Linked DNA regions of Homo sapiens: all the other regions are linked to region 2. Evidence: chromatin contacts called from ENCODE Hi-C or POLR2A ChIA-PET data. All regions are on one chromosome and are shown on one strand. Each heading gives the region's core, a stretch centred on a gene start or an enhancer-like site at or near the end of the contact. The rest is flanking DNA. Distances are from core to core; before and after follow the strand shown.

What was found. A loop is a pair of places that touch in the nucleus more often than their neighbours do. ChIA-PET counts read pairs that join two places held with the same protein, here RNA polymerase II (POLR2A). Pooled maps may share reads with other maps.
Region 1: a loop to region 2 is called in a map of gastrocnemius medialis, with 6 times the contacts of the local background. The contact joins the promoter of NRDE2 here to the promoter of PPP4R3A in region 2. A Hi-C loop is called at or near these places in 3 of 168 maps with a recorded cell type or tissue (gastrocnemius medialis, lower leg skin and naive thymus-derived CD4-positive, alpha-beta T cell) and 10 of 50 pooled maps. POLR2A ChIA-PET finds 5 or more read pairs at or near these places in 1 of 52 experiments (activated T-cell).
Region 3: a loop to region 2 is called in a pooled map, with 7 times the contacts of the local background. The contact joins the promoter of UBR7 here to the promoter of PPP4R3A in region 2. A Hi-C loop is called at or near these places in 1 of 37 single-sample maps with no recorded cell type and 10 of 50 pooled maps. POLR2A ChIA-PET finds 5 or more read pairs at or near these places in 1 of 52 experiments (CD8-positive, alpha-beta T cell).
Region 4: a map of B cell shows a loop between it and region 2 (24-fold over the local background). The contact joins the promoter of LYSET here to the promoter of PPP4R3A in region 2. A Hi-C loop is called at or near these places in 1 of 168 maps with a recorded cell type or tissue (B cell) and 9 of 50 pooled maps. POLR2A ChIA-PET finds 5 or more read pairs at or near these places in 1 of 52 experiments (CD8-positive, alpha-beta T cell).

What each region holds. Positions count from the first base shown.
Region 1 is chr14:90,330,662-90,333,390 of GRCh38, forward strand. NRDE2 (NRDE-2, necessary for RNA interference, domain containing) reads right to left here and starts at 1,280. Exons shown (of 14, transcript NM_017970.4): 1 at 1,180-1,280. The coding sequence starts at 1,243. RefSeq lists an enhancer at 1,034-1,213 and a silencer at 1,364-1,513.
Region 2 is chr14:91,509,040-91,511,771 of GRCh38, forward strand. It overlaps PPP4R3A (protein phosphatase 4 regulatory subunit 3A), which reads right to left and starts at 1,271. Exons shown (of 15, transcript NM_001366432.2): 1 at 467-1,271. The coding sequence starts at 608. RefSeq lists enhancers at 1-522, 523-1,173, 991-1,270 and silencers at 281-330, 581-640, 651-750, 1,331-1,530.
Region 3 is chr14:93,205,899-93,208,609 of GRCh38, forward strand. UBR7 (ubiquitin protein ligase E3 component n-recognin 7) reads left to right here and starts at 1,358. Exons shown (of 11, transcript NM_175748.4): 1 at 1,358-1,543. The coding sequence starts at 1,394. GON7 (GON7 subunit of KEOPS complex) reads right to left here and starts at 1,167. Exons shown (of 2, transcript NM_032490.5): 1 at 932-1,167. The coding sequence starts at 1,139. RefSeq lists an enhancer at 404-1,263.
Region 4 is chr14:93,184,067-93,187,195 of GRCh38, forward strand. LYSET (lysosomal enzyme trafficking factor) reads left to right here and starts at 1,251. Exons shown (of 2, transcript NM_001098621.4): 1 at 1,251-1,419; 2 at 2,194-3,129. The coding sequence starts at 1,340. The coding sequence ends at 2,605. MOAP1 (modulator of apoptosis 1) reads right to left here and starts at 831. Exons shown (of 3, transcript NM_022151.5): 1 at 744-831; 2 at 493-647; 3 at 1-296. The coding sequence starts at 176.

The DNA of each region.
Region 1 (2,729 bases), core at 30-2,529, 1.2 Mb before region 2:
AATTAGCCAGGCCTGGTGGTGCACACCAGTAGTTCCAGCTATTCATGAGGCTGAGGCAGGAAGTTAAGCCCAGGAGTCTGAGGCGGCAGTGAGTTATGACAGTGCCACTGTACTCCAGCCTGGGCAACAGAGTGAGACCCTGTCTCAAAAAAAAAAAAAAAAATTAGGAGAAACGTTACAGAAAGTGTAGGAACTATATTAGAGGATATAACAGACAGGTAAGACTCAATTGCGCCCTGTCACATATGGCACATAATTTAGAATTACTTTTTTTTCTTTTTTTTTTAGAGACAAGGTCCCCCCACCCCAGGGCAGGATGCAGCGGCACGATCATGGCTCACTGCGGCCTCAAACTTCTGGGCTCAAGCAATCCTCCTACCTCAGCCTCCTGAGGAGCTGATACTATAGGTGTGCACCACCACGCCTGGCTTTTTTTTTAAGAGACAGGAGTCTCGCTATGTTGATCATGATGGTCATGAACTCCCGGGCTCAAACTATCCTTCCACCTACAGGTGTGGGCCACTGCTCCTGGCCAGGATTAATTACTTCTTAAATGAACTATGTACCCCAATTTTGAACAATGCAGCTCTGCTGGAAATGTCTGGGACTTAAGTAAAATGTGTAAAGCCATAACCTGATACACACTAGGCCCTCAAGAATAAATGTTAGTTATTTTCACTGGGTGCTGTGCCCCTCCAGAGAGAAACTGATTAGGTTTTGGATACTAATCCCCTAGCTCTAGGCCGCTAAGTAATACCAATCTAATAAGCATTTCAGAAATAAGTATAACAGGAAAGGAAGTAATATGTAATAAAAACATTCTGCATTTGCATCAAGGGTTTCCTCGAGATGTCGAGTATCATTATTCCCAATTTAAAGATGAAGTAACTGAGGCTCGAAAAGAAGAACAGGACCTAACAACATCGTACAGAAGTCCCAGCTCCAGGGCATCTGCTGGTCTTTCTCCACCCCTCCATAACTCTACAACCTTGGTCCAGAACAGGCCTCTGGGCCCCAGACCTCGGAGGGATTGAGCCTTTCCCAGAAGGCTTTGCAGCGCCGCGGAGAACTCTGGGATACAAATGGATACACAAATCCAAAGCAAAAGTCTAGACCTGGGCCCGAGAAACAGCCTCTTAAGCCCCCCAGGTGCCTTCTTCGGCTCGTTTGTGTGCTTACCTTTCCTGGAGCTCCCGCCATCGGGAGCCTCACTAAGCCCCGCAAAGGCTGGGAACAGCGCCATGACCACAGGCCGTACCTCCGTTCTTCTCTATAGGGATGGCGCCGGCGAGCGAGCGCCGGTCTGAGGACCCCTGCCGTCGCGGTGCACTCTGGGAAATGTGGTTTTCGCGGCGCTCTCTGGGGCTTGACCCCGAAGCGGGAGGGGCGGGGCCCAGAGAGGAGGGTCGTCAAGGGACTGGGGCGCGGCGGGGCAGGGAGAGGCAGGGCAAAGCAGGGTGGGGCGGGGCCAAGGGGGGCGGAGCGAGGAGTGACGGGTTCCTAGTGGTTGGGACCCTGTGAGAACCGGAACTGCGAAAACCGGAGAAGGGAATTGTTGACCGCGAAAGGGACTAAGGAAATTGGGATTCCAGTTCGACCCCTAAATTCACACCATCCTTGCTAACTGGGTCAACTTAAACGCTCTAAGCATTACTTTCCTTATCTGCAAAATATTGAGAAGATTAAATGAACATATTTATAAAGGGCCTAGCATTGAGTCCGGCCCATGAAAAGCACTTAATATGTGTTAGCTATTATGTGAATTACGACTGCAAGTTCGGCTCAAAGTCATGTGAGATATCCGAACTTCAATCAGGTTACCATATTAAATACCCCAGAACAAGGAAAAATGGAAAGTCCCATCAAGTTCAAGGGTCTTTGATAGTTAGGAAATACCTGTCTGTGAAGCATTCTTGACCCCGGTTCCTCCCACCCAAAATCTAATCACACTTGCTACCAGAAATATAGAGAGTAAAGGAACAACTTAGAAGACTTTGTACTACCAAGAAACAATTAGCCAAATCTAGAATATGGGAAATTATAGAAAACAACCGTGCTTCCTTAACATATCAAGGGCTTTAAGAGGGCAGGAGATTGTAATAGATACGAAGATCTTACAGACACATCAAGCAAATACAACATATTTGTGGCCTCATTATAATTCTGATTGGACAAACTGTAAAAAGACCTTTTTAAGATAGATGGAGAAATAAGAAGGTAGGCAGAGTACAAGCAATTCACAAGTAATTCTTGTGAATTCTGTTAGATGTACTAAAGTACTTATGTCACTGAGGTGACCCTTATTTATTTATTTTGAGACAAGGTCTCCTTCTGCCACCCAGGCTGGAGTGTAGTGGTACGATCTCTGCTCACTGCAGCTTCGAACTCCTCGATTCAAGCAATCCCCTCACCTCAGCCTCCCAAGTGGCTGGAACCACAGGCATACACCACCATGTCTGGCTTAATTTTTTTTTTTTTAATAGAGACAGGGTTTCACCATGTTGCCCAGGCTGGTCTCGAACTCCTGGGCTCAAGCGATCTGCCCCCCTCTGCCTCCCAAAGTGCTGGGTGCCTGTGCCTGAGCACCCCCCAACCCAGCCTGAGATTACTTTTTAAAGTTCTTATATATTAGAGATATATACTGAAATATTTGCAAGTGAAAATAGATAGGTAAATGAAGATATATTTATTGGGATCCTAGGGAGTTAAAGATCTTTAGTTAGGAAATA
Region 2 (2,732 bases), core at 21-2,520:
ACAAAAAAAGCACAGCAAAACGTTCTTCAAAGTGTGAAAGGTCCAAGAACTTTCTTAGCTCCAAGCAAAGTTTCATGCCTGCTTTACAGATGGGTGAACTAAGGCAGCAGATCGGATTAATCAGTGTCTTTCTCAAGGTCACTCTAGTGCAAAAGAACAGCACACTCCGGACTCCCTATCTCAGGTCCTCGACCTCTCCACACTCCAGGGCGGCACAGCTCAAACACGCTTGGCTCTCCTCGTACCCAAAATGCCACCAGGCACTCAGAGAAAGGAAACATTTCAAGCGCTCTCCGGGGAGCTCCCGCAAGACTGGGGTACCTGGGGCCCGTCCTCCCCCGAGGTGGCCGCCCTCCCCAGCCGTCCCTCTGTTCTCGTGGAGCGAGCGCCATGCCCCGCAAGAACCAGGGAGGCGGCCCAGGGCCGTGGGGGCTGCGAGGGTCCCGCCGCGCGGGGCTTCACTTACCGTCGCTCTCAGCCCTGACAAGCAGGGACATGCCCTTCAGCCGCTCCACGTAGCCAGACGACACATGCCCGGTGCCCCGGTCGTCCCACTGCCGGTCCTCGTTGAGCGTGTACACCTTCACCCGCCGCCGGGTGTCGGTCATCGTGCCGCCCGGGAACCGGGGCGGGGGCCCCGCCAGTAGACGCCCAGGAAAGGGGCCCTGGAGAGGCGAGGGGCGAGGCGTGAGGGCGCCCGCGAGCGGAGGGCTCCCCGGCCTCACTGCCGCCGCTGGGCGCCGCGGGGCCGCGCCGCCGCCTGCATGGCCCGCTCCAGGGACCGAGCTCTGGGCCGCCGCCTTTCCTCGCCTCCGGCTCCCCGGCGCTATTGTCCAGGCCTGGCGAGCCCGGCGCCCGGCAGCCCCGAGGGGGCCGCGCAGCGCTTCGTAGCCTCCCGCCCCGCAGCGCTAGGAACTCGGGGCTCCCGTCACTGCCCTGCTCCCGCCTCCGCCATGATCTCCGCGAAGCAGCTTCCCGCGCCGCCGCCGCCTCCTCAGGCCGCCGCCGCCGCCGCCATATTTTCCTTCCTTATACCTGGCCCTGCCACCGCGGCCAGTGGCTCCCTTCCGCTCCCCCTGTTTTAAACGTCAGAAGCCGACAGGCGCCTGATCCTGCTGCAACTGCTACCACTGCCCGGGAGACTCTGAGGGCCCCCGGCCGCCCAAGCGACCCGGACTAGTGGAAGTCGGTTTCCCTCCGCCGCCGTCTCTTCCGTCTTCCTCACACAGCCAAAACCGCCGCCATCTTGGTTCGCCCCTCAAAAGCGGCGCGCGGGGCCACCCAGGGAGCAGCTGCAGGGGCGGCTCGTAGCCCCACCATTTAAAGAGACAGCAGCGAGACCGGGAGCCTTACTGCGGCGGAGGCTTCCGACGGAGGCGGGAGGCGGGCGCGGAGTTGCCGAGGTGGCGGGAGCGCAGGGAGCGGAGGAGGCGGGACGCAGATTGCGCCGGTGACAGCCCGAGGCTCCCTCCCGCCTCCTTGCACGCACCGTCGTGCGAGCGCTGGGCGGTGTGTGCGTCCGTCGCGCCCTGTGTTCGTCATCAGCCCCGCTCCAGGATGCACGAGGGGCGTGGATACGTTTGCGGCCTCTGCCCGCGGGCCCCGGCGCTTCGGCCTCGCCTCCGCCCGCCGCCACCTTCCCTTGTTCCTGCCCCGTCCCTGCCTCTGCCCCTGCCCCTGGCCTGCGGACGCCGGGCAGCGTGGGCCTGGGCCCCTACCCGCTTCCGAGAGCGTTTTCCCGGGGCCGCCTTTATGGCTGAGTCGGGCGCTCGGGACCCACCCGGCGCCTTGCGGACTTGAGGGAATGAAATGGAAACGCTTCCGGGGAAGGTCGCGGGTGTGGGCGCCTAGGTCGGCGCAGCCTTGGGAGCCGCCGTGGGTCGCGGACTGGCGTGGCCAGTGTGGAAACTTGGGACTGTTTGCGATTTCTGGGCGTGGGACCGAGTTCCAAGTGACAATTCTAAAACTTCACCTTACAGCCTAGGCAAGCCCCAAGTGCTCCATTCCTTCATCCCTATCAGAACTGTCTGCCAGCCTTTCTTGTCGGAAAAGGAACTTAAGGCGCTCACAAAAACAAATGCGACACTGTGTAATCGGGAGGAGTAATTCTCAGCATTAGGTAGTCCTGTGTTTTGAAGACCTACTTGATGTCAAGTATTGTTGATCTTCACAAAGGAATATCATTCTCGTTCCTATCATGCAGCTCATATGCCACCATTTTGGTGGCTTTTACCATTTGCCAGGCCTTGCCAGGTCGGGCTTGTCCGCTCGGAATATAATGCAGCCACACACATAACTTTAAATTTTGCAGTAGCCACAAAAAGTACGAAGAAACTGGTGAAATTAGTGTTAACGTTTTAGTGCGGTATTTTCAAAAGTTATTTCAATAATCAAATTACTAATGAGATATACGTACAATGTCTTAAAAATGTGATATATTTTGTCCTTCCAGCAAGTCTCTGTTGGGATACTAAATTTTCATCAGAAATATCTACGTTTAGATTTTATTGAAAAAAAATTTTTTTTGAGACAGGGTCTCTCTGTCACCCATCCTGAAGTGCAGTGGCTCAGTCTCAGCTCACTGCAGCTTCAACCTCCTGGGCTGAAGCGATTCTCCCATCTCAGCCTCCCAAGTAGCTGGGACCACAGGTGCGCAGCACCACTGCCAGTTAATTAATTAAATTTGTTATTATTTTTTTTTTTCGGTAGAGACGGGTTTCACTGTTGCCCGG
Region 3 (2,711 bases), core at 108-2,607, 1.7 Mb after region 2:
AACTCCTTTTTATTCAACACCCAGCTCAAAAGTCTTATCCTTTCTGAAGACTTCCTAGGGTGTCTGGGTTTGCAACAGTTACAGAGGACCACAGAACCACTTTCACTTTTTTTTTCTTTTTTTTTGAGACGGAGTCTCGCTCTGTCGCCCACGATAGAGTGCAGTGGCGCGATCTCGGCTCACTGCACCCTCTGCCTCCAGGGTTCAAGCGATTCTTCTGCCTCAGCCTCCCGAGTAGAGTAGCTGGGACTACAGGAGCATGCCACCACGCCCAGCTAATTTTTGTATTTTTAGTAGAGACAGGGTTTCACCATATTGGCCAGGCTTGTCTCGAACTCCTGACCTCGTGATCTGCCTGCCTCGGTCTCCCAAAGTGCAGGGATTACAGGCGTGAGCCACCAGCCCGGACCACTTCCACTTTTAATAAGAGTGTCTGCCTGTCTAGTCCCCTTGTGTTTCACAAGGGCAGGAACTGAGTCGCATTCACCTCATTCTTCCTCCAGGGCTCAGCTCAGGGTTTGGCACATAATAGTAGGCATTCGACACGTTTTTTTGTGAAATAAACGAAATAGCGATGAGTTGTGGAAACGCTTGAGTAGAAGCAGCCCAAATAAATATAGTGATAAATGCCAACAATTTTTATTTTTTAAATTATTTTAAAAATAATAATAGAAACGGGGTCTCGATATGTTGCCCTGGCTGTTCTGGAACTCCTGACCTCAAGTGATCCTCCTGCCTCGCCCTCCCAAAGTGCTGGGATTACAGGCGTGAGCCCCACTTCGCCTAGCCCGCCAAAAATTTTTAGATGCAATTCTTCTTTCCTCGAGGCTCACTTTGTCCAAGTCTGCCACTCTACACGGGCTCCCCAAGCCAATTTCCCCTGGGCGCCCGCCCCGTCCTCCGGTCACTGCAGCACCGTCTCAGAGCTCACCGTCCAAGTCCTCGTCTGGAGCCGCCGCCACCCGGTGCTGCACTTCCCCCTGTACCAGAGGGTCGAATAATTCCGTTACCATGTCCTTCATCTGGGCCACGCCAGACAACAGGCCCTGGAAAGGGTCGCCGTCACCCGGCGCCTCACAGGACACCCGCAGCTTCTGCGGCTTCCCTTCCTGCCCGACGTACTCTCCCAGCAGCTCCATGGTGACCGCTAAGCTTCCAGAACACGACACCGGGAAGCGCCACCCGGAGGCGGAAATCAGCCCGCGTCCGGCGCAGGCGGGAGAAGGGAGAGGAGTGACATCCGTTTGTCGGAAGTCGCTCCTCCCCCTTCCTTCGCTTTTTTTCCTTGTCATTGGTTCCTGGCACTCGGGCCCCACCTCCTCCGGCTACGCCCCTCACGGCCGCTTTTCCCGCCTCCGCCGGGGCCGAGCCGCTGTTCGGCTGACAGTTGAGGATGGCCGGAGCCGAGGGCGCCGCTGGGCGGCAGTCGGAGCTGGAGCCCGTGGTATCGTTGGTCGACGTCCTTGAGGAGGACGAGGAGCTGGAGAATGAGGCGTGCGCTGTCCTGGGCGGCAGCGACTCCGAGAAGTGCTCCTACTCTCAGGTGGGCGCGCGGCCCGGGCCTCCTCTCCCCCGGCTCCCGCCGAACCTCCCCTTCCCGGCCCGGCTGTCCCTATTCCCGCCTTGCCGCAGTCGTCTCCCCAGTGGTGGTCCGGGGCCGCCGTTAGTCTGCCGCTTCCTCACCCCAAGCTCACCCTTCCCTTTTAACCCCAACCTCCTGGGCCCCCTTCAGCCTGTGTCCAGCAGGGGCCCCCCTCTCCCCTGTCTCCAACTCTGTCCGGCCCGCCAGGAAGGGCCCTGGAGCAGCTGCTCTGTCCGTCCTCTCCAGCCTCTTCTTGGTGCACCACTGCTTTTCACGAAACCACCCCGCGACCTCTCAGATCCAGACATCTTTGTCCCTGATTTTCCCATCCTAAGATTATTTATTTATTTATTTATTAGGGACCGAATGGGAGAGTCAGGTTAAAGAGATTTTCAAATCCATAGGGATTTGCGGTGAGCTCCTTGACAGCTAGTTCCTCTGCAATTTAGTTGGACAAGTGCTAGCTAGTACTTTTTCTTTCTTTCTTTTTTTGGCAAAATGAAGCAAGTACCCATGTCTATCTGCAGTCTGCCCCCCTCCCCTGGAAATAGACCGGAAACAGAACAGCAAGTGGCTCTGGCAAGGGAGGGGAGAGAGGAGAAAAGGATCTGTTTGGCATTTGGAAGACGTTGTGAGTGAGCAAGTGTTTGAGGGGGTGTGATGTGGTGTTTAGTGACTCACCCTACACTTCGAGGTACAAAAATGGAAAAGGATGGGTAGGAAGAAGACTGACAAAGGATGAGAATTGGTAGGAAGAAGGGTTACCTAGGAAGAGGGGTGGATTGGAACACTGGGGAGATGAGGGGAGAGACTTGTATTCATTATGTGGTATGAACTGAGATCATAATACCAGTTCTCGTTGTTGACCAAGGTTAGTTTACACTGCAAAGTGCTAGATTGTTGAATAAACCTGGTATCCAGACATAGCCCCAGGTATTTTAAAACCTTTGGTCACCACTAAAACAATTTTTCCCCTGCTTTACTTAAAAAAAAAAAAAAGAAAAAAGTTATGTCTATATGTAAACTATTTTTGAAGTGTAGTTACCTTTATAAAATGGATTCCTTAATATTTTCTTTGTGGTAAAAAAAAAAATACGGAAATTTGCACAAATCATGTACACAGCTTGAA
Region 4 (3,129 bases), core at 1-2,500, 1.7 Mb after region 2:
TCCCTCCTGAACATCCTTCCAAGCAGTCTGTACTCCCCCAAGGGAGCTAAACCAGCCTGCAGAGCCTCCTCGATTTCTGCCACACTGCAGCTCTGGGAGATGCCGGCAATCAATAGCGCTTTCCGAGGGTTCATGTCCATCCCCCTGCACCAGTCTTCTAAAAGCCTCAAAGTCATGGTGCCCGAAATAATAGACTTAAGTTCTAAATATGCCAGACCACAGGCGACCACCGAAATTCAAAGTAATCCTCCGCGGTACCCCAGAGAAATCTTGTCAACGTGCCGAGGTCCAGCAGCCTGCAAGACAGAGCAGACAGGTTAGCTAAAGGTGCCAACGTCCAGGGCAAGCGTGCAGGCCCCAAGCCCCGCGCGCCCTGCCCCCAGCGGCGACGCCAGGGCAGCCGCACTGCGGCGCGCGCCCCTCACCCCTCCCAGCCCTGGTGCCTGGCGGATGTCGGGCCTGCAGGGCCGCGTCGGGCCCGCTTCCACTCACCGTGATCTAGTGCTCGTGCCCGCGTCCGTGCGCCGGCGGCCAAGGTGCCTGGCCGGGCCCCGACGAGGCGCGGGAGGGCAGGCTCCCCTAGGCTCTGACGGACACTCGGGGGCCACAGCGACCGATGCCGGTACTCCAGGTGCCTGTGGTACTGTCTGCAACGAGAAGTGATGGGGCGATGACAGTCGCGAGCGGGCACCAGGGGGCAAGGCTGAGGAGCGCTGAGTCGCCAGACCCAGAGAGCCACCCACCTGGAGGGACGTGCCGCCACCCGCGCCGCCGGAGCTCCGGCTCCAGCCCGGATTCCACCTGTTTTGGTCTCGCTCGGGGAAGCTGCGCGGCGGGCGGGGGCGATCTGACGTCATGAGGGGCGGGCCTCGGGGGCGGGGCGCGCGCGCTTCCGGCCCGAGCCGGAAGCTCCGACTGCGGCGGCATCCGGGACGGCGGGCGGGCTGGCCACCACGGGACAGGAAGGTGAGATCCGGGACCTCAGCTTTGCAAGCAGGCTCCGCCGGCGACCGCTGACGGGCGCTGGGCTCGCGGCGCTGCAAGGCGGCGAGGCCCGGGCCTGGCGCCGCCTGCGCAGCCTTGGTCGCGGCGTGCCGGCGCTGCAGCGCGGCAGGGGGCGGGGCCGGCCGCCCGGAGGCCCAAGTGGCGGGGACGCCTCCCTGCCGGGTCAGGTTCTCAGAGCGGGTCTCCGGCGGCGGCGACGGGGGCCGGGCCGCGCGTGACCCGCCGCAGTCACGCCGTTCTTAATCACTAGTAGCTGGTGCTCCAGGCTGGCGGCGCTCACCTTTCTCCTAGCCGGGTGACCCAGGGGATTTATTTTATGTTGGCTTTCTCTGAAATGCCAAAGCCACCCGATTATTCAGAGCTGAGTGACTCTTTAACGCTTGCCGTGGGAACAGGAAGATTTTCGGGACCATTGTAAGTGCTTAGGAGTTACTGTCTTAACTTGGGGGCTTGACTTGTAGCACCCCGCGTTCACGTCTGAAGCAGTACTGTTATGCCAGAAAGTGTTTCACCTGTCAAAGTGAAATGTGCTGTGAGAAACTAGTTTAATTCCAGTTTCTGGAGGGCGGGTATTATGGACCTGTTTAAGTAGGATGCAGTGATTTATTCTGAGGGATTCCCGTTAAAAAGCAGAACTCAGTATATACTGAAATCAATGGTTTTTTGTTTTTTTGTGTGTGTTGTTTTACTTGATTGTAAGTATTACACAAAACAACCTGTAAGTTTTACATTTCTTAATAGGTGTTTAATTTAATTATTTTAAATCTTAAGTGTGTTAGTGGGATATTTTAGAATTCTTTTTTTTTTTTTTTAATTAGACAGAGTCTCGCTCTGTCGCCCAGGCTGGAGTGCAGTGGCGTGATCTCGGCTCTCTGCAAGCTCTGCCTCCTGGGTTCACGCCATTCTCCTGCCTCAGCCTCCCGAGTAGCTGGGACTACAGGTGCCCGCCACCACGCCCGGCTATTTTTTTTGTATTTTTAGTAGAGACGGGATTTCACCATGTTAGCCAGGATGGTCTCTATCACCTGACCTCGTGATCCACCCGCCTCAGCCTCCCAAAGTGCTGGGATTACAGGCGCGAGCCACCGCGCCCGGCCTAGAATTCTTGGAGATAAAGCAAGTACATTTGGAGTAGTTGCCGTGACAGCATTACTAGACCCTAATTGTATTTTCTTTTTTAATTTGAAGGCACAGAGCATGGAGAATGATGAACTTCCGTCAGCGGATGGGATGGATTGGAGTGGGATTGTATCTGTTAGCCAGTGCAGCAGCATTTTACTATGTTTTTGAAATCAGTGAGACTTACAACAGGCTGGCCTTGGAACACATTCAACAGCACCCTGAGGAGCCCCTTGAAGGAACCACATGGACACACTCCTTGAAAGCTCAATTACTCTCCTTGCCTTTTTGGGTGTGGACAGTTATTTTTCTGGTACCTTACTTACAGATGTTTTTGTTCCTATACTCTTGTACAAGAGCTGATCCCAAAACAGTGGGCTACTGTATCATCCCTATATGCTTGGCAGTTATTTGCAATCGCCACCAGGCATTTGTCAAGGCTTCTAATCAGATCAGCAGACTACAACTGATTGACACGTAAAATCAGTCACCGTTTTTTCCCTACGATTACAAAACTGCCAGTCCTATATGGAGTCTGATCACAAGACTGCAGTTTCTTCACAGATCTCAGGAAGTTGTCGTGGGGCAGAGGCTTTTTAAAAACATGTGATTAGGGAGCTATCTTTATCTGAATAATAACGAATTTTTAGGTAAAACCTGAGATAGAGTACTACAAAATCATGTTGATGACTTCAGATTTTGGAAGTTAAATCATGTCTGTTATTTGCATTCTTTAGAAACTTGACTAAGTACCTGAATTCATATTTCTATTCTACTGTGCAACATAGTGATGATTCAGAAATTTTTCCTTTGGGGAAAAAAATGAATATGAACATTTCCATTGTGTTAAGTGTAAAAAGGTCCAGACATGATCATAAAATTTAAATTTTATACAATTACTTGGCTTGCTTTAAAATTCTTCACACTTAAAACACCGATTCATTCTATTGCAGCTAAGCCAGCTGTCTAGACTTGCTGTCAGCTTATGAGGCATTGCTAAAAAAT